Regions from separate parts of the Mus musculus genome. Here region 2 is linked to region 1. The links are chromatin loops, found by intact Hi-C in ENCODE. Cell type or tissue: heart. All regions are shown on one strand. Each heading gives the region's core, and the rest is flanking DNA. Links, peaks and the distances in the headings are about the cores only. Region 1 overlaps Adamtsl1 (ADAMTS-like 1). Region 2 overlaps Adamtsl1 (ADAMTS-like 1).

Region 1 (12,850 bases), core at 3,335-11,334:
AGGCCCAGTAGAATGTGTACCCGCCTAAGCACAATGGCACAGCCAAAGTTCAAAATGTGGATTTCTAAGTACACATTTTCCCTATAAAAGGGGTTGAATGCTCTCTGTTTCATATGTAGATATATGATCCACAATTCACCATTGTGTTCTCTCTGTGATGGTCTTTGGCAAAGCCATAAAGACAAAAATGTTCCAGAAGTAGACACCATCAACACTTATTTATGTACATGGCTAACACGTGCTAACAAAATACCACGCACCTGGTAAGGGCCTGTGCAAATCTACCACTGAAGACTTCAGCCCTGACTCCTTGGAGTATTTTCCATGGCATCCCATAGTAACATTTTTGTGCCCTTTTTATATGCTTGGCCTGCTTAGCCATAAGAATTAGACCACAGAGCGAATCAACATCACAACTAGATTGTCTCTCACTGAAAAGGGTTCTTGTACAAATCCTCTTAAATAAATTCTTGGATAGTATTCTATCTGTGGGGACAGTTACAAATTGCCTCATTCCTAAAGATATTATGAGCTAAGTAAAAAAAAAAAAAAATGGTTAAAACTATTTATCTCACAACTTGGCATATAGTAAATGCTAAAATTGTCCTTTAAAAAAAAATACCATCTTTGTAACATGTTTCAATTTGTCTACATTGTTAGAAAGGCCCAGTGGTGGTGTGCTTTAAAGCAATATAAAGTGAGAACTCCTGAGATTCACAGGCCTGGTTCTTATTACAGACCTTGTTATCTCAGGCATCAGGAATTAAGCTTGAACCTCACCTTCATAGGTACACCTTCCTTATACAAAAAATGAGGTCGCACGTTCATTGCTGCAATGCCAGGGATACGCACACAGGGGTGTGTGCCTATCCTCTCTTGGCCTGAACATAGCATATATGCTGTATCCTCCTGATTCACCATCTGTCTTCTCCCAGATCCCCCGCAAGTCCCCACACAGTTGGAAGACATCAGGGCCTTGCTCTTAGCCACTGGACCGAACCTTCCTTCGGTGCTTATGTCCCCTCTGGGAACACAGCTGGTCCTGGATCCTGGGAATTCCGCTCTCCTTGGTGAGTCCAACCCTCTGAAACATTGGGCAAAAATCCAGGGCTGGACAGGATTTATGGATGGGTGACTGCCTGCAGGTGGGAGGGAGGCAGCAGTGGGGGGTGGCCAACAGGAAATCACTAAATTGCCTACAGAATCCAGACTCACCAGTGGAAACTTGGCTGACTTTCCACACGAGGTGAGTGCGGCTCTCAGTCTGGGCTCTATGGTTTGTCTGGATTCCAATATGGCCCCTCTTGGGCTGATGCCATGGTCCAGACCCTCTCCTTCAGGGGTACTCACTGAACTCTGAGAAACGGGTAGCAATGAACAACCGTTTCTGTGTCTCCTCCCCACCACGAGCCCTCTAACCTCTTACTCTGAAACAGCAAGAATCAGCTTTTAAGGGCAAGGCTATAGTGCTTGCAGGCCAGAGGCCGGAAACTCTGTCTAGGCCATCTCTCCCTCTAGAGAGTCTATAGCCAACCCAGATAGAGTTCCCATGGCAAAACCTCCCTGCCATCGAACACTGAGGACCAAGCTAATGCCTACACAACTGGTATCCAGAATAGCAAAGTCTTTGGCTTACATCTGAGCTCTGAGCTTCTCACTCTGGAATCATGGGAAAGACAGAGTGTGCAGATAAGAGAACAGGGAATGTATGGGAAATCTGTATGTCTTTCATTTGATTGTGCTGTGACCCCAGGATTTATACTGGTTAGAGAGAAAAAACAAACTTTTTAATGGCTTTTTCTAAGACCATGAAAATGGAGAAATTCTCTACACTATGTGTGCCTGAATGTGATAACAATAGATAGAATTATTCTCTTGACTCAAATTTTAAAGTTCCTCTAGTGTCCCACCCTAAGTTTTACTGTCACACTGGCAATTAATTACTTATCTGAATGGCCAAGACCTTCAGTGGATTTACAGTTAGAATACAAAGATTTCCTTCAATTTCAATTTCCATTATTGTCTGAAATTAGTGGAGAGCCCTTATATCTTTCAGCGGATAGGAACACAGCTGTCTTCTCTCTTCTGGTCTAGGTAAAGGTAAGACATCCATCAAATCAAAAAGTGGCCCTCTTCTGTTTACTATTACATGAAGAACTTGGCATTATATTTTCCCATATCCTACTGATCAGAAGCCATGCAAGCTTCAAATGTCAGTTCCTTGGCTTACCAATGATAAGCCTACTCCAAATTAAGTATGGACAACTTAAACATCTTTGTTTTATACTCCTCGTTATCCTGTTAGTTAGAGCCCAGTAACTAACAAAGGTCATAGCAGTTGCTAATCTTCAAGCTGAATGAATCTTTTGGGTCACTCAGGTACCATTCCACAAGCAGGAAAGGTTCGGGGACGCATACCTTTCTATGATAGCTGTAATTTCTTTCTCCCTTATTCTGAAATAATATTTTTGTCTCATTTTAGCCATGGGCAATAAGGATTTATTGTGCTTGCTGCTGCATTCCATTGCTAGTTTATGATGCTTTGTTACCTTAGACTGGTATTTAAATCTAACAGTTAAAACACCTTAATATTCCAGACTGCTCCATTTGAAGGAGACAGTGAGCCAGTGTTCATAAAGTCCCTGGGTGTAACGGCCAGGACCAAAGTCAGCGCTGCCCCAGCACTGTAGACCTAAGGGAGCTCTGTGTGCAACTGTGGAGATAAATTAGAGTTAGGAAATTGTGTCAAATATCAGGTCTCTGAAAACTGGGTTTTCACAGGCCAGAGCCTCCATGATGCTATGAAAATGTGTGAGTAGCATTCAGATAGGCAGAATGTGGGAGAAATGGGCATTCGTGACTAGAAAAAAAGAAAAGAAAATTATGCCATGGATCCTGAGATGAACTGTGCAGAATGTCTGTCAGGGATCCTTCTAGAACTAACTGTGCAATACCTTTGCTTTGAGCCTGATGATGGGCTGCTAGACTGGAATCAAGACTAGCAAGGCTCAGCCAGAGTTTACATCAACAACTCTGATGCCCTCCGTCCACCTTGAGTTTCTCCTGCTCATCCAAATTAGTTCACCCATGTGCTCCCAGTTGGACAGGTCTCCACCTCTAGCTGGTCCTCTGGCTGGGCCCTCGGTCATAAGAAACAGGCCAGCAAGGCAGTTTCACACTGAGTTCCCAAGACATTAAAACAGCAAAGAGCCGCAAATGGAGGAACATCTTGAATTCTGGACTGTGGAAAAAGCAAGTGCACTATTAAAAAAAAAAGCTAAGATGAATAGTTAGAGATTTTTAACTTTTGTATTGTGTGTGTGTGTGTGTGTGTGTGTGTGTGTGTGTGTGTGTGTGTGTGCGTGCAGTCAGATCCCTTAAAATTGGAAATATAGGAAGTTGTAATTCACCAGACATGGTTGCTGAGACTCAAACTCAGATCTTTTGTAAGAGAAGTGGCCACTGAGCTGTCTGCTCAGCACTTAGCTTTTCTTTACAAGAGGATGATGTAGTAAAAGAAATACTCAGGACAATCCATCTAGCACTCTGAATGACCAATCTTATGCTGAGGGTAACATATTCTAAACCAAGATGGAAATGTGTATCTTCTGTCACTCAGGACAGGTACTACCTTGGAATTCATTACTATCCATGCCTGATCCACTTGATTTCATGGATGAAAGCCATTTGTCAGCACTGATGGAGCCAGCAAGTGGTTAGGCTCAAGTATCTTGGTGTCTGGGGCTGACTGCCTGTAATCTAATTATGCACTGTGGTACCACATGGTTGTGAGGCACGGGAGCAGTGGCTCCTGGGTTGTGGTTCTCCTCTTTCATTAAAGGAAGGGGATTAGGGAGAATCGGAGTCTTAAAAGCCATATCTCAGTGCTAGCTCTGATTTGCTGAGACTTGAGTGTTGAGATTCCAGGGGGTGAGTGAATCTATTTCCAGAAATAGACTGTTGTTTTAGTTAGATGGCATATTGGCATTGAGTCCCCTTCAAGCCACAGCTGCAGCTGATGGCATAGCACTTGAGTCTGCTCTTTAGGCCTAACTTTCCGTGAGTGTAACATAGAAAATTAGGACTAAGTCTCTTAGTAGGAAATGCCCACTGAATTCTGCTGTACAGAGAGAGGGTCCAGCCTACCTGATCCACTGTCCTGAGCAACACAAGCACCACTTCTTTGGAACTTGGTGATAGTTGTCCTTTCTGCAGGAGGCTCAAGAGTATACCAGCTTCTCTAGAAGGAAGAGCCAGTCCCATGATGTGGCACTACTACCTTTGGTCCAGCCCTAACTCGGGGCCCCACAGTCTCCATTTTCAGAGCAGAAGCATCTCAGACCTCCTCAGGGTATCTAAACCTTCTTATAACTTTGAATACAATGTTTTTGGAAGGATCACCAGGGACAATAGTATTCATTTATAGGGTAAAGTTATTTTTCTTAAGTAACTTTAATTGAAGTTGTAATTATCATAACAATATATCTCCATTGTATAACAAGTAGAAATCAAATTTAAAAAGAAAAAGAAAAATATCTAATGATTCAACCCTGAGGTATGAGTGTGAATCCTTTATATATTTTACCTAAAGATAACTACGTGCTGCACATTGGCTTTAAGGATTTTATCACTTAGTGATAGCCAACAAATATCTATGTCTCTAAAAACTTTTCTATGATTTCACTTTTCATGGCTTTGTTGACAGAGAATACTGTCTTAGTCAATCAATTCTCTGTTGGATTTTTGTGGTCTCTGTAGTCTTTTCACTGTTTTAAAAAATAACCATAATGACTTTTTTCTGTCTTCACATGACCCCTGTTTACTTGGGATCAATTCCTAATGGCAGACTTATTGTGTTAAGTCTTCATACTGTCTGGGGTCTTACTATGCATTATCTAATTTTCCCCCAACTAAATTGTATTCCTCTTGTATACCCATGAGAACTGAATAAGAGGTCCCATGTCTCCAAAGTGTTATCTCCATAGGTTATAATCACAAGCTTTTACATTCATCACTGTAATTGTAGTGCACAAAGCCATGAGGTACAAGAAACATTATAAGTACATCCTTATTTTTATTACTTTTGCAATTTAATAAATTTTTCAGTCTCCTAATTTCATTTAGGAATTGCTCATTAGTGTCATCTGTTCATTTATGACAGTTATCCTTTTTATTGATTTATAGGACATATATTTATGCATGTTTAACCATTTGATAATCGACATGAAACAAATCACACATAATCTACATTGGAAATGGCTCCTACGGCAAACAGACTGAGCATACAGCATTTCCAAGGTTTCCTTCCACACCTTTGGTTTTGTTTGTTGTGTGCCTTCCTGGCTTGATCTCTTTTCCTTCCACCCCTTCACAATCACTCCTCGAAACCTTGCTCTCTCCCACTCCTCCCACCTCAGCTAACCACTGATTAATCTGCTCTCTAGCAGAGTTGGCAATCTCACTGTGCACAGTGTTACATAAAGGGAACAATGCCATTCTTTTATGAATCTTTTTTATTTGGGGAGTTACACACACACTCTTTCCTCATCCGATCCTGCTTACCCCCTTCTTGTCAGCTAGGACTTCTTCATTATCACATCATTTAGCCTCATCTATGCTACCACCTTTGTCATTAGAGCACGTCTCCTTTCACTGCCTAGCACTCTGTGTATGGATATATTATAGTCTACTTAGTCACCCATCGATTGAGAAACAGAATGGTTACTTCAGCTTCTAGCTATTAAAAATGCAGCTGGCATAAAAATTCATGCGTTAGTCTTTGAATGGACATATGCTTTCACTTCTCTTCACTAAATGCCTAGGGGAGACAGGCTGTATGACATGGCAGGTGTGTGGGTAGGACTTTAATAAAAGGCCACACTTCTCTTCACAGTGGCACATTACTTCATACCCACATCAGCACCTTGTGACATTCTAGATCCTCCAAGTCCCCAGCAAAGCTTGCTCTCCTTGCTGTCTTAGTTTTAGGATGTCGGTAGTGATCTCGGTGTGGTTCACATTTATATTTTTCTGATAACCAGCAGTGTTGAGCAGCTTTCCCTAATTACATCCCAATTCCTTTGGTGAAAAACCAGCTCAGATGTTTTATCAATCTTTTAAACTCGGAGGTTTCTTCACTTAGAACTGAATCTTCAAAAATCTTTATATAATTTGAAAGTTAGATACATGGTTTTCAGATATTTTGTACTGTGGCCATCATTTCATTCCCTTAACTATGTCTCTGAAGAGTGGAACACTTGAGACCTTGGTATGGTTCTCCTTCATATGCTTGTTCTGCTATGCATTAAACTTATATTTAAGAAATCTAGAAGACACCCAAAGTCTTAAACCTGTTTGACGGGGCTTCATGGCAGAGTTCTAAAAGCTATTCATTTTGTGAAGAGAACTGTATTGTTATAAGTTACATCCCTTCACCAGCCTGCGAGTTGTCCTCAGAAGCATCCATGCCACAGAACAGAGTTGAGTACTCACGACTGAGAAGCCCTGTGGCCCCTGCGCCTAAGGCATCCTTCTTCCGGCCCCATGCAGAAAGCATTTGCGACACATTATTAACTGCAATGCTGAGGTCTATAATGGAAATCACAAATCCTGCTTCAAAGTAGCAGTCTTCCCACTGTCGTTGTGCCCTATTACTGAGTTAGGCATTCTTCCTAAGACCTAAGACCCTGAAAGACTTAGAACATCCTACCAATTAGCAAAGAGGAAAACCCTGTTCTATCGGCCCTGGATTTTCCCCAGATGACTCCAGCAACAAAATACACAGATGCCTGTGTGTGGCTGTGAAGTTAGCTCAGGCAGTAAAGTGTCGTTCTGCCACCATGAGGACCTGAGTTTGGCTATCCAGCATCCATATAAAAAGCAAGGTGTGCTGGCATGTGTCTGTGGGGGTTGGGGGAAATGGATCTTTGAGGCTTGCTGGCTACCTAGTGTGGTCAGATTAGTGAGCTCCAGGTTCACCGAAACTCTGTCTCAGAAAATAAAATAGGTTCTGAGAAACACATCCACATGCATCTAGCTTACACATACATACACACACACACACACACACACACACGTTCTCAACCTTCTAATGCTGTGACCCTTTAATACAGTTCCTCATGTTGTGGTGACCCAATCATAAAACTACTTTCATTGCTACTTCATAACTGTAATGTTGCTACTGTTATGAATCATAATATAAATATCTATGTTTTCCAATGGTTTTAGATGACCCCTATAAAAGGGTCATTCACAAAAAGTGTTTGCAACCCACAAGTTGAGAACTGCTGCTCTTAGAACACTCTCTCCTTTGTCAGTGAACAAGCTCAACTCCATAGACCTTACAAGCATTCCTGCTAGAGGCACGTGGCCCATCCCCACAAGAGCCATTTTCCCGTGCCCAATGATTTTGCAAAGAGCAGGAGAGCCCATGACTAGTCTATCCTCAGTGTTCCTGGCCCTTCTCCCCTGCAGGGCTCCAGCACACACCCAGCTCAGACTACAGCCTCACAGCAGCACTAGCATCCTCTCTGCATCTCAGAGCCCATCAGTCATCAGGACCAAGGCTCACAGACCATGCTCACACAGTTGTGTTTCCACACTAACCACCTGTCCACATTTGCACAGTTTCGGGACATTCATCTCTCTGCAGACAACTGCAAAGCTCAACTGGCCCAAGACTTCTGTTTAGAGCGGTGATGATCCACAATCTCACCCTAAACGGTGAACATTGCTTTCTCTGGCACTAAGTTAGAACTGGGCCATTCCAATAAAGAATGTCACACCGGTGGGCAATCCAAGTCCACCATGCATGCAACATACAAAACCCAGAGCTGCAGTCTACAGATGGAGTTCACAGTGTTAGTGTGTGAACACCAAAAAGTAGAAAGGACCATCAGGGAACAGTTCAGAATGTGGGAAGGAGGTTGCCTCTACAACCAGAGGAGCTCTTAAAACTATGATCTGTGAGCATCGATGTGCAGTAAGCTACTGAGCATGGTTCATGTCTGCTGGAAGAAATGCCAGGTACATCCCCAGCAGGGGAGGATGTGACTCGTGCGCTCCAAGAACAACAAAGAGTCCACAGTGGCTGGAGTGGAGTCACAGAGAGAAGAAATGGGGGCTGGAGAGCCGACCAGATAGACAAGAAGGCAGAGGGCAAATTTTGTAAGGCCTTGTAAATGGTCGCATTAAAACAACAGAGAAAAAAAAAGTCTTTAAATGTCCAATTTATAAACTGACTCAATATTGCACTGAGCATTGTGAGCTTGTCCAGGACTAGGCAAAGGCAGGCAGAAGTGATTTCTTTTATTAGAAGCCATGTGGCCAACTGCATGCTGTACAGCTAACTCTAGTAAACCAGAGGCTTATCAAGCTGGCTCCGCTACAAGCCAATATTCCTGAGTTAATTTGACTCACATGTGTTGGGCACCTGCTAGCCTACCTGGCCTGAAGCTTCAGCAGGCACGTGCCTGACCGTTTCCTCCCTCTGGTAAGAGGGGCCCAAATGGATAATCGAACCACCTGGGAAATTTAAAACGATTTCAACAAAGACCAATTAAGCTAGACTCTCTGGGGGCAGAGCTAAGCATCAGTACTTTTAAAGAACTTATTCTCAGGGTCGAGTGGATTTCCAAAGTCACCTCCCCATTCCTTACTACATGCTTAGAGTGGAAAAAAAATGGAATATGTCATCATTTAGAATAGTCTAACTTAGCACACAATTTCTTTGCTATTAAAATCTAACACTGTATGTATCTCTCTCCCCACCCTTATTATTGTCTTATACAATAACTCCATTTCTGTCCAAATACTCCCCTGGTCTTTGCCATTGCCTTGAGCTTTCTTTTCCCTAAATACCCTCCCTTGACCTCAAACTAAATCCTAGAGGTCTTTGTCCCTGCCTGGAGTGATCACTCTGCACTGATTCCCTAGGCACCTGCTCCACACTAGGGCTGGGCAAACTTTTTTTGCAAGGAGAGAAATAGGAACTGTTTTTGGCACTGCGTGTTGTACCTGCCCCTGTTTTGCCTACTCTATAGAGTAATTTTTGCTATGCAGCAAGTATACTAAGGAATATGGTTGTTGTCCCATAATAGTAAAACTGTATTTCCCAATTCAAGAGTCAAAGCTATGGACAACCTTCTCTTAGTCACTTAGCATTACACTTAGTATTACAAGACATTTCATGTCTCTGGGCTTGCTTCCAGATCCTAGGGAGAAAGGAAGCTCGGTTCTCCAGCATCTTAAAACAGAGGTTGGTAGCAGGGCCGTGGTCCTCCTGAGTCACCCCATCTCCCATTTCTATTTTAATTACAGCTTTTCCATCTGTCCCCCACCTCCACCCTCGCCCTTAGAAGCGCACTTCCTGATTCCCCTGGTATAGGCTGCATCAGGAACTTCCTCCCATGCACGCTATGACATCAGTGATGTCCTAGGCCACATCTGTTAGGAAACCTGTTTCGTGGTGATCCTGGGGAAGACTAAGATCATCACTACTTCCTCTCCAAAGATAGCTGTGAGAACAACAAGACCTGAAGGCCAAAGGTTAGGTAGAAATTAATTCACAATGGGACCCACCCCAGAGGTGTCAGGGAAAGTGATGCAGAGGAAGGGCAAGGCAACCTGAAGGGCAGGACCAGCATCCTTGATGAGGAAAGCCATTGCAAAAAAGAAATTTATCCTGACCCTCTTCAAAGAACAGTTGGCATCTGTTTCCTCGTTTATACTGGGAAGCTGAGATTTCATGCCACAAGGAAGTCATGTTTTGTTTCCTGAAGTACTGCCCACAAGGAGAATATGCTTTGCCACAAAGAAGAAAGACTGGTGTTTTTTTGTTGTTCACAGCCTGTGTTTATTTACTTTGGTCTCTTTTTTAAGGTAAAATTTGAAGTGGCTAACAGAGCCCAATAGGGAGGAGATGAAGCTTAGCAGCAGACTGTGTAAAATGAAGTCAGTATTTCAAAGAGTGTTTATGGGGAAGCCATGGGAAGAGTACAGCAGTTCTTCAGACTGGAATACACAACCATAAATATAAAAAGACACCAAAGCATAAGTGACATTTAAAATAGCTGGGCAGAGAGAGCAAGGCAGTAAATCTCCCCCACTTGCCACTGTTCCAGGCCATAGCAAGTAACCAGGCATGGACTTATTTTAAGATTCTAGATAATCAGGAAATGGAGACCTTGAGAAAATTCACTCACACTTGCTCCTGCCCTTTCTTGGCACCAAGACAGAATTCCCAGGCCACTGCCCTTCCTAGCGTACCCAATAGGAACGATGTGAATAAGTCTGGTGTCCCCAAAATAGACAGGTATTGAGAGGCCACCAGTGGGAAAATGGGGAACTCCACACTTGCCCTAATAAATCCTTCCTCACCATGAAATGGCTCTTGAAAACACCCCCTCGTGTTCTGTGCCCCCTCTGTGTTTGTGTGGTGCTAGACTGGCAGGTTTACAGCAGCTGCAGGGCCCAAGGGCAAACTAGAGAAGAAAAAGGGCAGGATTGTGTCTCGGGGTTTGTTAGGATCTGTGAAAGGAGAGACAGACCCTCCTGCCTCAGTTCTCAGCCAGCTTTATAGAGGAAAAGGCGCCTCCGTTGGAAGGGCCATTTCCAAATGCACAGCATCTGGTTCCTCACTGGGATAAATAACCCAGCCCTCAGAATTGGGCTTGTGAGACTTAAATGAGAAGCTCTGTGCAGTGTGCCTAGCTCAGTGCCCAGGACAAAAATTAAAGCTAATATGTGTTCCTTTTTGCCCTTTGTACTTCTGTTGTCATAAACCTAAGAGTCTATTCTCTTCTTCACTGTGGCCTACACTAAGCTCTTCCTTGGATTTAGGGACAGTTGCTGGCTGCCAAGTGTCAAATGTTAAGAAGTAGCTCAGAAGATGGGTGCCTGATTAGAGGGCCCATGTGTGGTACCTTCTGGGTAGGAGCACAGAGGTCCTGGCCCATGCATGCCCTTAACATGAAGGGACTCTTTGGTTTAAAAAGATCAGCCCATGAGTGATAACAGTAATGTAATAGAAGAATAATGGTAATGTAATAGCAGTATAATAGAAGGAGACATGAGGGTGAAGCAGCCACTCTGAAAATTAATAAAAGACCAAGGCTGCAAGGCTTGGTCCTCTCATAAAAGACTTTTCCCTTCCATCCTCTATTGTCCATGCTGCCTAATGGGGCCCTTCCCCTGCATTTCAGAGCATGGCACGATGATCAGGGCAGGTTCTAGAACCAGCAGGCTTGGCTATGCTACCTACTGACAGCTGAATAGCCACAGACAAATGATTCAAGCTCTCATGCCTTAGCCTATTAACTGAAGACAGATGGTTGCATAACTTTTTGGAGTTCTTGAAAAGGGTAAATAAACCGGGCGTGGTGGTGCACGCCTTTAATCCCAGCACTCGGGAGGCAGAGGCAGGCAGATTTCTGAGTTCGAGGCCAGCCTGGTCTACAAAGTGAATTCCAGGACAGCCAGGGCTACACAGAGAAACCCTGTTCGAAACCCCCCCCCCCAAAAAGAAAAGGGTAAATATAGTATTTAAAGTGTTAGAGTGGTATCTCTGCACATGGTGTGTGTGCAGTTCCTTTAGGCTCCCTATTGCCCCAGCCCTTCCTTTCTTGAAGTAGCAGAGTGAAGGAAGTTGAGTCAACTTAGTGGCCAAGTCCTAGCAGCAGGGATAAAGAAGATGGGTGGTAGATTGATTCAGGCCTCAGTCAGCCTAATTTTTCATTAACTTACTCCTTTTTCACTTTCTTAGTTCTTTAACTCTTTGCTTGTTAACTTCACTTACATTTTAGTCAAGTTCTCTTTGAGAGTTTCAGCTTATCTCAGATAAATTAAGCAAGAGGTCCAGGCCACTACTGAGCCAAAAGGGTAAAGAAAACATGGGCTTTGGGATAGTTCTCTGATGGAGTCGCCTAGCCTTTCAGAGTCTTCCTTTCCTACCTAGTAAAAGAGGGCAACAACCTCCATCTCAGGATTGGTTTTGAGAACCAAAGGAGATAAAACACAGTAGATACATTTTTCCAAGTTTAGCAGCTTCCCTTTTCTTAAAAGTAAAGAATGATCACAAAGTAGGGCTCCTAGAACCCTAGGGGGAAAAAGCCAAACTCAGGAGAGATTCCAGACCACTTGCGAAGCTCTCCTGGCTAAGAACAGTTTCTTTCCTCTCAGTCCTTGCTTCACACTGGAGTACAGAGGGTGTTTTCTCTATAAGAGAAATAGGATGCAGTCTGCCCGAGAGAACGGCATCTGAGAAGACTTTGTGAAGAGATAGGAGCTATGCAGCATCATAAAGGATCTATAGAATTAGATGGGCCAAGAAAACATTGGTAGGAATCGGAACCACACACATCCTTCCCAGAGAGCCATGAAGATGCAAACAAGCAAGGAACATGTTCCTGTTTTAAGTCCTACACTGGGTCTCTGGAGCCTTGATGCCTTTGTGTGTGTGTGTGTGTGTGTGTGTGTACGTGTGTGTGTGTGTAAATAATTGATGTCTATGGAAGCATGACTCAGCAGAGTCTGGTCCCCAGTGAAGTCCATCTTACCCTTGGGGAGTAGCAGTGTTTCCATGAGCTGTGTTCAGTTTGGAGAAGTGGAGTTGGCTACTAATGTAGAAATAGGGTGAGTTTCGACTCTTACATAATTAGTGTCTGTCTTTTATACAGCAGAAATGCTACCCAGCTTCCATCTTACCTACACTCCTTTATGTCTTCTGGGTAAATGTTTGGAAATGAACATACACTCCTAACTTCCTCTTCTGCCTGGCACTGGTCCTATAATCTTGAAAGTCTCCTCAAATCTCAAAGTCCCTGGAGTTTAAAATGTAAAGTAGAAAAGGACT
Region 2 (12,850 bases), core at 2,240-10,239, 84 kb before region 1:
ACTCTGGAGCATCCATAGTCCATATCAATGATGGCGCCTGAATGCTTTGAATGGGGAATAGAGGATAATGAGTAAAATAAGAAATGAAAAAGAGGAAATTTAAAACTGACCATACTCCCAGAGTTTGGGGATCATTGTCCTAGTAATGTGTTAGAAATATAATTCACTTGACCTCCATCTTACATGGAGCAAAGCATTTACTGTGGTTTGACCCCAAGCCACATGGGTTCCACCGTTTTTCAGAACTCAGCGCTCAGAGTGCCCAACTCTCCCTGCTTTCCCAACTGAGAAAGTATGTAATATTCCCTGTGACCTGGGAAATGTTGGGCTGCATGAAACACTTAAGAAGCAAAATTAAGTAGAGTAGTTATTTTAATTATTAGAATTCTAAGAATAAGCAAAAAGGAACCTCAAAGACCTATTGCTCTGTCTTGGGCATGAAAATTGTTATAGCAACAATCACAAGAATAACCACGGCAGCTGCCTTCAGCTGCTTTGCCTCTATTCCCTGAACATGCCAGAGGTTGACCAGAGGAGGACACAGGTTAAAACTCTACACCAAATATAGGGCTAGCTCTTGCATCCTTACTAACTGTGTGATCTTTTTAAGATACTTCAATTGCCCCTATGTGAAATAGTGCATAGCTACATCAGAGGCCATGTAGAACAAATGAGCTAACACACATGACACCCTTTCAACAGGACCTAGTAGATACTGGAAGCTAGCGTGGTAATTATTGCCATCCTGATTCTGAAGTAAACAAGTTGACATTCAAACAGAGCAGCATGCCCAACATTATAAACCACTAATGGCAGCAGAGTCCCGCACTGGCATACTGTGATCCAGTATTTGGGCTGGTGTAGTGTGTCGACATCATGCTCACGAGCCTCCGCCTTGGTAAATGAGATCAGGGTGCTCTGATGATTCTATCAGATCCAGTGCATTTAAAAATAGTGTTTCAGTGCTAATTGTCCTAGCAATAAATAGCAACATGTAAAATCAAGAACAAATGAGGGATGTAATAAGCCAATATGAATCCTAAACTGAGGTTTCTGTTTGTACAGACTTTAGACAGAAACAGTTCCATAAACTGTCCTAAGATAAGAAAATGTCTACAAGTAAAACACATTCTATATGAAGATGTCTCTGAACCTAACTAGAAAAATAATTTTTGGTATTTGTGTGTGTGTGTGTGTGTGTGTGTGTGTGTGTGTGTGTGTGTGTGGCAAACATAAAAATATTTATGAAAGTCACTTTCTTCATCCCCAAGAAAGGAAGCTACATGTCTAGAAAGAGCAAATGCCTCTGTGAACAAACAGAATGTCCATGAAAATAGCAACATCCTGTCCTCCAGAGGGGTGTGTGTGTGTGTGTGAATGTGTGTGTGTGTGTGTGTGTGTGTTTGTGTGTGTGTGTGTGTGTAGATATGTGTGTCCAAGGGTAACATTAATGTGTGCATATGTCTGTCTATATGTATGTTTCTATGTGTGTCTGTCTTTATGTGTCTGAGTATATGATATATTTGTGTCTAACATCTGTGTGTATACATCTTCTCTGTGTATGTCAATGTCTGCATATGTACATGCCTCTGTGTCTGGCTTCTATGTTCATACTGTGTTCATCTCAGCTCTGATTGGATTGATTGCCTCCTACAGCAATATCTGACTGCTTCTGTGCACTTGTCTATCAAACTCTGAGACAGAGATAACAAGATATGTCTAGGGAAAATTACAGCCAGGCAACATAAAATAGGTTTATAGGCCTATAAGTCAGGGTGAAAGAGTTATGTGAAGCACCATGCCATCCTGTCCTCATGGTCCTATCTGAACCATATTGAGGCTAACATCTTTTGAGACACCCAGTACAAAAAGACCCTTGTAATTTCAGCTCTCAATTGATTAAGTATATCCTATCCAGGAGTGCCCCAGCAGCCATGAGTTTGTGATACAGTGATCTCAAGTCATCCTTCCATGAAGGATTTGGTGGTCCAAAAGACCTCTGCTTTCCAGGACTCACAGGTACATCACTGAAGACAATGACAAATAAGAGACAGAAGTTCCCAGGGATATAAGAAATTTTGTATTGAATACTTTTTCCAGCCCTGAGACGGGAGTTCAACATTTCAGTTCTATAAATGTCTCCTTTCTTACACCTCATTCTACCTGCACTCTCTTTGCTTACACCTTTGGCTGGCTACCACTTACATGTCAAGATTCACCATAGCACTCACTGACCCCAGATAGCTCTTCCAGGGCTTGTCTCTCTTGATGCCTAAGCCTATATTCTATGCTCTCACACTTACTGGTCTCATAGTGTAGACTGGGAAGTTACATCTATATTGGTTCTATTGACTATGATGCCCCTTTACATGGAGGCTAGCCTACAAAGGTACTCAATAGATGCCACTGAAATGAATAAGTAAATGGATAGCATCTATCACATACATCACAATGTCTTTATAATGGTCTCTCAAAGCCATTAAATATCTGTGTTCTAATTACTCAACCCACTATTTGAAATACATAACACTAGGCTTTGAGCAATGATTACACAACATGTGGACTGGCTGAGTTGGTTGAGATTATTAAAGTCCCACAAGGCTGGAGCATAGATTGTGATGAAAGAGGAGGCATAGTCTTGTTACAGATGACAAAACCAAATCTCTGGACCCTGACACAAAGTGCTGACCTAAGCATTCCACTTAGGAAACTTACAAATGTAAGTAAGTGTCCAAGTACCACAGGCAAACTTAACACTGCTCATGAGAACTAACTCCAGAGAGCCTATTGATTTGCTGGGCCAACCACAACTGAATACACCAACTAGGTGATGACCTCTGGTAACAATTCATTCCCCAGCCAGAAGTCTGAGGTAAAGAAGTGAAGGATGTGCTCCCAGGAGCTGTAGGGAGGGCAGCTGCTTACCTCATGGCCGTATTCTTTTCTGTTCAAGTATATCTTCATACCCAACTTAATCCTTAATTCTTTAAGACCATTCATTTTAAATTAAAGTCTGTCCTATTGACCTCAGTTACAATTGTCCTTGACAAAAACAGATCATACTCTAGTGGATCATGCTGGGGGTTGGGTTTTCCAATACACATTGGGATGGCACACAATTCAACCCATGGGAGGACTATAGTACTTAGGTTTATAGCGTTTCCATGTGAAATACCACCTCTAAATCACTGCGTGTCTAGAGATGTCTGTCCTGACTCAATGGAACGAAATCACTTCCTTACCTTTAAACCCTGCATTCCAAATCTTGAAAGCTTTGTGTTCTACTTGGAATGATCAGTAGGGAAGAAACGAACAAACTGGATCATAAGATGGCCTGGCACTTAGCTCAGAGCAGCAAAGTAAATGAACACAGGGAGGGAAGGGCTTGAATCTGACCTGTAGGTAGGAACAGGAAGACTCTTTCAGGCAGGGAATGTTGGAAATAAATGTTCAAAGGTGAAAAAGCCAAGGTGTGTATTGGGACGTGACTGAGCCCAGCAGGAGCTCACTTGCTTGAAGGAGAGTTTTTCTAGAAAAAGAAGGGGCTTCGCTATGTTTGTGTGAAACAACAAATAACACCATGTTGATTATTCCACAAATCTATTCAGTGTCTTTGACCACAGGAAAGCAACTCTGGAAAGCTGGAATAAGAAATTTCTACCTAGAATTCTAGACAAGCCAACCAAAATATCAAACTCCCAAGAATCACAGGAATTTTATGTCTACACCACTAGGCTCCCGGGAAACTCAGATCTGAGTTACAGCAGCTGCCAGGAAGTCTCAGCTTTATTTCTAACTGTCAGTTAATAATTGCATATATGTACCTGCGAGGCTCAGCATAAGTCTATTCACAGGCATGGTGCGCCTGATCAGGCAGATCATACCAAGCAATTAAGATCATACATCACTTCAGTTACTGTTTCCTCATGATGAGAACATGCAGAAATCCTCTTTACTAGGTATTCTGAGAGTCAATCAATTGCTATGGACTATGAATATTCTGCTGTGCTGCACAACAATGAAACTTGGTCCTACTATGCACTGCATGTTCTGCCCACTAGCCATCCTCCTCCTCTATTTCTCTCTTTCCTCCACACTTTCCTTACCTTTGGTAATAGCTCACTATACTCTCTTTTCATGAGATCCCTTTATTTGGCTTCTGCATTGTATATGGGAATATGCAATACTTACCTTCCTGTGCTTAAATTATTTTTCCGAATCTAGTATCCTGTAGGCTCAAGCACTGGCTAATGGATGACAAGGTTTCATTTCTCTTGTGGGTAAATAAAAATAATTCTATCTCATTTTTAATCTATAAAAACCTACAAGACAGTTTGAAAGACAATGGCAACCCGGAGCTTAGATGTTCTAGTGAAATCACACTGTATAGAGGTGAACAGGTATGTGGGTGTTTGGGACAGTGGCCGTTGTCATAGAAGAGTATAAAGATGGAGAGAAGACACTGATACTTTGCACAGTTGTCACAAGTGTTGGTGCTATTCTGCCTTTATCCCACTCCATGAAAGAAGCATATTGAGTTAATAGCATGAGATGGTAAGTAGGTGTGCTACAAGTATGACAATCTCAAGAGCTACTCAGAACCTTTAAAAAATGTCAATTGTAGGGGCTGGAGAGATGCTTCAGTGATTAGAAGTGCTTACACTCTTGCAGAAGACATAGATTCTGTCCCCAACACTTACGTGGCCCATAACAATTGTCTATAATTTTATTCCCAGGGAATGGGACCTCTCTGCTGGCCTCTACAGGCTTGCATATGTACGTGGTATATAGACATATGTTCACACACACATAAACATAAAATAATTTATTAAGAGTATCAAACAAAGCTTAGCAAATACAATTCGTAATGCTGATAACTTTGGTTTGTTTATTTTCTTTTGAGAAATGGTTAAGATGGTGAGGCAGTTGGCACGGTAAAAGCACTCATGTTGGCCACACAGCTCTCATATATAAGTCAGTGCTTTGCCACCTCAGGTGTTTGGTAATCTTGGCTACAATTATTTTTATGGAGCCAAAACCTCATGCCAAGTGGGTAGGCTTCCAAGAGAAGCATGGCTCTATCTCCTGTTTCCTGAGCTACAGCAATTACAGTTTTACAGCAAGCCCTGATTTTCCTGATGTTGTTTATCATATAAGCTTTTGGTTAAGTTTTGGCCTTCCAGAATGGTTTTACACTCTAATGCCTGCCACATCCTTTGATCTTTTGTGTTTCTTCTAGTCCCCCTTAAGGAATTCCCTAAAGTGCACTGGTCATGGGTGACAGGTAGCTCATCTATCTCCTGTGGCCAAGTGAAGTGGCTCCTCTCTCCTCTGCCTCCCTTTCTATAACCCTTAATGATGCACTCCTCGGGTCCTTCAAGACAGAGCAGAATGGAAGGGGCAGCCTGAGTCCGGTTCCCAGTACAGAGGAAACTGCTTATTTCTCTGAATGTCAGTTTGCTTATCTACAAGATGAAGAAGCCAGAGTGAAGAAAGATTTCAGTTCATGAAGCATGAGGACCTAGCTACAATCCTCAGAACCCATAGATAACGAGGTGGGCCTGGTGCTACATACTTCTAATCCAGTGCAGAGGGGACACAGAGAGGTAGATCCCTGAGGTTTGCTGTCCAGATACCCTAACTTGGCAACTCTACTCGGCAAGTTCCATAAAAGACACACACACACACACACACACACACACACAAATGAATGGTTTCTTAAGAATGACACCTGAGTGGAATAGTTCCCTCTGGCCTACACATACACACACACACACACACACACACACACACACACACACACAGAGAGAGAGAGAGAGAGAGAGAGAGAGAGAGAGAGAGAGAGAGAGAGAGAGAGAGAGGCATACACACATGAATGTTAACACCTGCTTGTTTACTTCTGATGTGATGAGCATGTACCACATCTTCTGCACTTCCACAGTCCTACTCATCACTATGTTCCCACTACCTTGCAGTTCTGCTCAGCATCCTGGATAAGCCCCATTCCCCCTGAGGCACTGTCACAGTGCTAGGCAGCAAATGCTAAGGAAGATAAGTCAGACATGGGTGTCCTTTCCCTAAGAGCCCATCACCAAAATTCCCTTCTCTCATATGTCCCAGGAAGCCTTATAAACTCTTGATTTACGCTGTCCTCAGCTCCGTCCTCACACACTAGCACAGAGCAAGAACATTTTCTGCTATCTTGTGTTTATCTGTCCTAGGCCCCAGCCTTAGGTCCTTACCCAGAAGTTCTCACTTTAACCTCATAACAACCCTGTGAAACCATGATTTCTGTTATTCCGATTTTAATTGTGGAAAATTGCTAAATAACTTTCCCAAGATTTTTCTAACGAGTAGCAGAACACAAGTCATCTGTGAATAATCTGGTGCCAGAGCCCAAGGCCAAAGTGACACAGGCCTCCCTGAGCATCAGGCACTAATCTAGTTCCCCAAGATGCCGGGATGCATAAAGGTCCTGCTGGCCCTGGTGTGCGGTCTAGGAAAAGAGTCCAAGAAACAAATAACAGTGGTGTAATAGATGTGAAACCAAAGAACGAGGTGAACCCCACTATGGAAAGAGACAATGGCACACTGAGGAACAAGGACCACCCCTGCTATCAGGGACAGAGATCAGAAAGAACAGTCCAGAGGGGAGGAGTCAGGAGCTGGCCTGAGAGGCTGTATGTCACTGCAGTTTGTCACTAGATACTGGCGTAAAGCCAAGCCTTATCAACTGGAGCCTAACCCAAAAAGGCACTTCAAATCACTTTGCAAAGTACCTCAGAGGCTAGCCAAGGGCTTGAAGCTTGAAATATGGGGGACATGGAGCCAAACTGATGGTTTTTATAACTTCCATTTTTAACAAAGCTTCAGGTTTTTAAAAGGCTTGTTGTGTTTATTAATAGTAAGTAACAAGCATTTCATGGGAAACATCTTAGTTCACTTGTGCTGATAAAACAGAATAGCACACTGGGCTATTTATAAAGAGGGGAAATTCCTCACCCTTCTGGATGGTGGAAAGTCTAAGATGAAGACACTGGCATGTTGGGAGGGCTGCTGTTTAAAGCGAGCTCCTGAACACATGAGGAATGCAATGCTCTCTCCTCATATGGAAGGAGGCTGGAGAGTAAAGAAAGGAATGAGCTTCCACTGCCACGCCCTTTCATGTTGGCATTTGTCCATTGGTGAGGACAGACATCGTGTGACATAAATGCCCCTGAAATGACCCCCAACTCTCAATATGGCTACCCTGAGGATTAAGTTCCATTATTATCCATTAACATCCATTATTATCAAGTTGTTGCAGTCATGGCCAATGGGACCTGTCCTAGCTGGTTTCTGTGTCCTTCTGACATAAAGCCCATCATTCTAGAGTACTTCCCAGTTGCCTGGTAGAACAAGGTGTTCCAAGCTCACTATTTCTTTTCCTAACTCTGCTCTGGAGTGGGCCAACTATATAGGAAATGATTGTTTCATTAGAGAATAGAACTAGAGTCTCTACTAAAGAGATCCTGAGGCCTAGGCACCAGATTGTTTGACAATGGGGTGTCATCACTTCTAGGGCTGTCAGTGAAAAGAGCTAGAAAGCAATATGTGCATTTATGAGTGTTTGCACATACCCACTGTATCTGTTTTTTAACAGCAATGAGTTGGGGACTAAAGAGGTGAATGAGTTGATAAAGTGCCTGCTATAGCAAGTGTGAGAACCCAGTCAGATCATCAGCACCCACATAAAAGCCAGCATGCATTGTGATCTAAGCACTGCACAGGTGGATACAGGAATCTCCATGGGGCACACACATATATATGCATAAGGCCATACACACACACACACATACACACAAACTGCTTTTGAACCCAACCCAGTTCTTCAAGGACTGACTATTCTGGTTTTGCTCCTTCACATACTTGTAATTGCCCTCACAGACAATAAGAAACTTGGCTCAATTTACTTTTCAGATATCTGTGTTTATTTGTCCAGTCTTCTCTGAATGTTTGACTTCCAGCTATACTGGCCTAGTGATGAACTAGTTGACTTGCCAATGAGCCATTCCTTGCCAATGGTAAAGTGCAACCCTTACAAAGGGGAAGAATGGGGCAGGGAGAAAGAGCCACTCAGGATGTTCAGCTCCAGGCTGGAAAGCCTCCCCACCCACCACCCACCCCGCCCCCACCCCACATCCCCCCAAAGCTAATTCCTGGCCATGCTGGCTGCTTGCCCCACTGAAAGCTCAGCTCTGACTCCAGGAGGGCTTTGTAATTAGCATAGTAATTGTGTCAAATAATGATTCTCATCATGCTATTTTTATATATACATAGTGCACTTGATCACAGTTCCCTGGACCCTCTCTAGATCACTTCTCCCTTCTTCCTCATCGCCTTTCTCCCCTGATAGCTCCTATTCTGCATTCTAGCTTCATTTTTCAGATGTTTTCATCAGCACATGTTCATGGTATATTTGCTCCCATGTTTCATTATGACATCTTCAAACATGTATTTCTTACACTTTGATCATATCATATTACCGCATACATTCTCCTCTCTTGTACTTTTGTCTACTGGTTCCCTTCCTCTACCCAAATAATCACGATTCTACTTTTATGTCCTACTCCTTTGTAAGTCACTGTCATTTACAGAAGAGAAAACATGGCTCTCTTTCTGAAACTGGCTTATTTTGATAACATGGTAATCTCTAGTTCCATCCATTTTTCTGAAAATGGCATCATGTTTTCTTCTTTAGAGCTGAATAATTCTCCATTTTCTTTACTCGTCTATCTGGGGATGACACCTAGACTGATTTTACAATTATTATTATTATTATTATTATTATTAATAGCACTGTAATAAATGTGAGTGTGCAAGTGTCTAGTGTATGCTGATTCTGATCCCATCACATCTATACACCCAGGGATGATAAAGTTGGATCATATTTGTTTGTTTATTTGTTTTGAAGAGACTGCATGGCTATCCTAATTTATGTTGCCATCAGCAGTGGTCTGACCACCACCACCCTAAATCCTACCTTCTCAGCAGAGTTTGCTTTTATTTGTTTTCTTGAGGATAGACATTCTGACTTGGGTGAGATGGAATCTCAGTAGTTTTGTTTTGTTTTGATGCATCCAGCCATGGACATTATGGGGACCTGGTAATTTTGATTTTTTCCTACCACTGTTTATGTATAGTTTATCTAGCATTTGAAATCTCATTGTCAACAGAGCTCTAGCAAACAGTATATTTGTCCCCTTGCCTGAGTTCTTCCTCTAGCCCTTCCCCGCCCTTCTGGCCTTGCTCTGCACCAGAAGATATTCCTCCTAGACTACATATAGGTTAAGGATTGCCCAAAAAGAGAATTTCAGGCCATCTGAGCCAACAGTTTTGATTTTCATTTCTTATATGGCTAAAGAAGTTGAATATTTTGTGTATTTTTTGTGACCATTTTTTAATTCTTTTGAAGTTTAATATTTTAGTTCTTTATGTATTTTGACTATTAATCTCTCAACAGATGGTAAACATTTTTCTCCCTTTCTGAAGGCGTCTCTTCCCAATGGAAATTTTGAATTAGAGGACATACTTGACAAGATTTTCATTGAAACTGGCATTGTGGAAGCTGGGGGCAATAGATAGTTTAAGATGTGAAGATAAATTTGAAGTGACTAATAATCATCCAAGAAAATAAAGAGAAGGAGCCTAGACATCACCTGACTATCCATCTTAATCTTTCTAGATTAAGACACCACGCTCCATAGGGCCCGTTTACTCTCTGCCTCCTGATTGCAGATGTATTCTAAAACAAAAACAAAAACAAAAAACAAAGATTTTTGAGGAACTTTGGTTTTTTTTTTTTAAATGTCATGATATAAATAGTGAGCAGAGATGTCATGTTGGAGGTTTACATGCAATTTTTGAAGAATACTAAATGCCTAAAGTTTACTGTAATTTTTTTATTCCAACAAGAACTGCATCTTAAAATGTTGGATAAAGCTTCAAGTCTACTTTTTCCATAAAGATTAAGATAGGAGAGGTTTCTTATAGTGTAATAGGTCAAAGCAGGGAGGCTCTGTATGCCTGTATTCCCTTAGTTGCTGGGAGGCAAAGGTCAGTACCTTCTCAGGAAGAGTAGGGGAAGAGATTTGGCAACTCTCACAATGAGCCCTATGCAAAGGAATGCAAAAGTATTTTTTGTTTAATAACTAATACAAACAGAGCTGTGAATGGCAGCCAGCCACCATGGGCTTCAATGGCCCACTTAGCTCCAAAAGGCACATTTCAAAAGCCAAGTGAGTCTCTCCAGGAGACTCCGTTCTACCTTTGCCCACTCAGCTGCCAAATGGCCACTTCACTGGAATGCCAACCGCAAGTGTGTTCAAGACCTGGGTGGTGTCAGTATATTTATTTGTATTACTAAGAAATAGAGCTGTCACTCTGCCATTTGTCATTTTCTTAAACTCTGAACACTAGGGACCCTGGCCCGGGACACTCAAAACTGCTTTGTTCTGCCGTGTTCTTTATCCTGCCTTCAGAAACAGTGTGGTTTAGTAACGAGGTATGCAGAAGCCAAAGCTACAGGAGTTTGAATCCTGACTCTCTTGTTTAGTAGCTGGGTAACTTTGGACAGATTGCTTAGTGCCTCGGAGCCTTACTTAGCTCACTCTGTAAAGTGGAAAAACTTCAAGCATCTTTTCCGTAAAGTCATATATATGTATATCAAGCATCTTCTCCGTAGAGTCATATATATGTATAAGCGCGTGTCTCAGCTCAGCCCTGGAGTCCTGCTGGGATCTCCATGAAAGAAGCCTTGATGAAGCAGAGCTAGAACTGCAAATCTACTGTGCTCACCTCTGATAGAGAGCAGCTCCATTTTTCATGGCCTGAGTCCAAGTCATGGTGCCTTGGATGTGAAGTAGGTGACATTGACGTATGTATGTGGAACCCTTCACTCAGCTTCTCCAGGCCTGGACGCCTGCTCGAATAGAGACAATAACCATGCCTGTCTCATAGGGCTGTAATGATGATCAAAGGAATGGTGCACTTAAAACATTTGCACAGGCTGAGGCTTAGGATAGGGTGGTGCAGTCGTTAGTGACTGCTGTTATTGCTGATCATGTGAGATACCAGCAAGACTGCTGTCATGTTATGGCTTGTGGTTTATGGCTAAAAGTGTTCTCCCATCCCAAGATCTAGAGCTGAACAGATCTCAGCAACATGACAGGACTAGTCAGGAGGCTGGACCTTGCTCCAGTGCTACCCAAGGAGATCTGGAAGCCAAGTCTACTGTGGAATGTGGAGTTCCAGTGACAAGTCACCCCAGGTACACATGCTGTTGGCAGAGGGAAGGAAGAGAACACCAGCAACTGGGATGGAGGGCAACCCTCCACCCTCTGCCTATCCTTGGTCAGGAGTCAAGTATTCTGAAGCTGGACAGGTGTGGAGAATCCACTACAGTATTTCCATCCACACAGCCTTTTCTGCAAGCAGATTTTGACCAAAGGGATAGTAATGTGCAGGACAGAGGGCTCAAAGGGCAGAAGTGTAGCAAAAGAACTCTGGGGAAATGGAGTCTTTCTGACATATTGGCTAAGGGCCCAACCATGAGTTAACACCTAAAGCCCAGAAGCTGAAGGTAAGCAGAGCTCCCAGCCTTACCACCCTCCTTACACAAGGCCATGGTTCTCCAGCCAGAATCCCTGGTACAGAGGTGTTTCAGAATTCAGATTTGTGTGTGTATGTGTGTGTGTGTGTGTGTTAGAATGGCTTAAATACACATTGCCTAGCACTTCCGGTATTTTGCAGAAAGAAGAGAGTCTTATCACACATCCCACTCAGGTAGGCCAAAACACTACAATAAAACATATAAATGCTTACATGAAGTGGGAGTCAGTCTATCAAAGAGATAGCAATTTAGGCCCTGTTTTGTCAGCAAGAGTCACCACACTGAAGAAACGTGTGCGGTATCAGCTTTGCAGCAGACATCGGAAACAGGATGTTGAAAGGGCACCACTGAAAACGAACGGTCCAGAGGTGCACACAGCCTACTGTCCACTCACCTCCACAGCAGTCACCACATACCCCCTGGGCACCGGCTTTGTTCTAGGTACCATGGTAGGTGCTCAGGTTACAGGGGGTTGATTTCCTAGCGCTATGGTGACAGAGTATGACAAAATAGAAGCTTAAAGCAGCAGAAATGCATTGCCTCCATTTGGAAGCTAAACTCGCGTGTAAGTGAAGGTGCCGGGCTTCGTAGTGTGTCAAGCTCCTGGTGTTTGCTGGTAGTTTCTGGTTTTCTTGCGGCTTTGTCATTCCCTTCTCTATCTCTCCCATCACACGGAACTCTCTCCGTGTGTCCCTCTTCATAGGCATTCTCTCTCTCCCTCAGTGATGTGCAATATGCCAGATTAGACCAGATTAAAAGTAGATAAAAGCAGGTTTATTAGGAGGCAGCTCTCATTGATCACACAGGTGGAGGTCAGTAAAGCAAGAGTCTTATAGAGCTTAGACAAGGAGTGATGACGTGTCAGCGAGGAGCTGGGATTGTGCCCATACATGGTCAAAACCTGAGCCCCTGGGCCAGCACTCTTGGGTGGGTTAACTGAAATTAGGAGACAGAAGAGTACATTAGCTTGGAGTTTCCCCCAAGTAAGCAGGTGCGTTTTTTCAACATTGGTAGGGTTGGGGGACCAGGCAGACAGGGTTTCCCAGCTTGTACAAGGGAGGAGCAGGCGTTCCAGCCTATCACCTCTCCAAGAGCCCACTGAGAGATGTGCACCCTGCTCCAGTGTGGTGGTTTTGTTGTGAGATGCTATTACTCACCCCCAAAACAGGGAACTGATGGCAGAAGCACAGATACCATTAA

What was found. A loop is a pair of places that touch in the nucleus more often than their neighbours do. Peaks named below come from ENCODE experiments on the same cell type or tissue, not always from the same donor. Only the 100,000 strongest peaks of a DNase experiment are listed, where the experiment ranks them.
Region 2: a loop joins it to region 1, with 1.9 times the contacts of the local background. A loop is called at or near these places in 5 of 42 quality-filtered maps.

Annotation. Positions count from the first base shown.
Region 1 is chr4:86,387,479-86,400,328 of GRCm38, forward strand. Adamtsl1 (ADAMTS-like 1) reads left to right here. Exons shown (of 29, transcript NM_001368621.1): 23 at 936-1,070. Among named protein-coding and RNA genes, the nearest start is that of Gm33730, 47 kb to the right of the region's middle. In heart, for the core only: a CTCF peak has its summit at 8,335; DNase peaks (open chromatin) are centred at 8,383 and 9,433; H3K27ac peaks cover 974 bases.
Region 2 is chr4:86,304,352-86,317,201 of GRCm38, forward strand. All of the region lies in intron 15 of Adamtsl1 (ADAMTS-like 1), which reads left to right. Among named protein-coding and RNA genes, the nearest start is that of Gm33730, 130 kb to the right of the region's middle. In heart, for the core only: no CTCF peak of the experiment used is centred there; a DNase peak (open chromatin) is centred at 6,580; H3K27ac peaks cover 2,968 bases.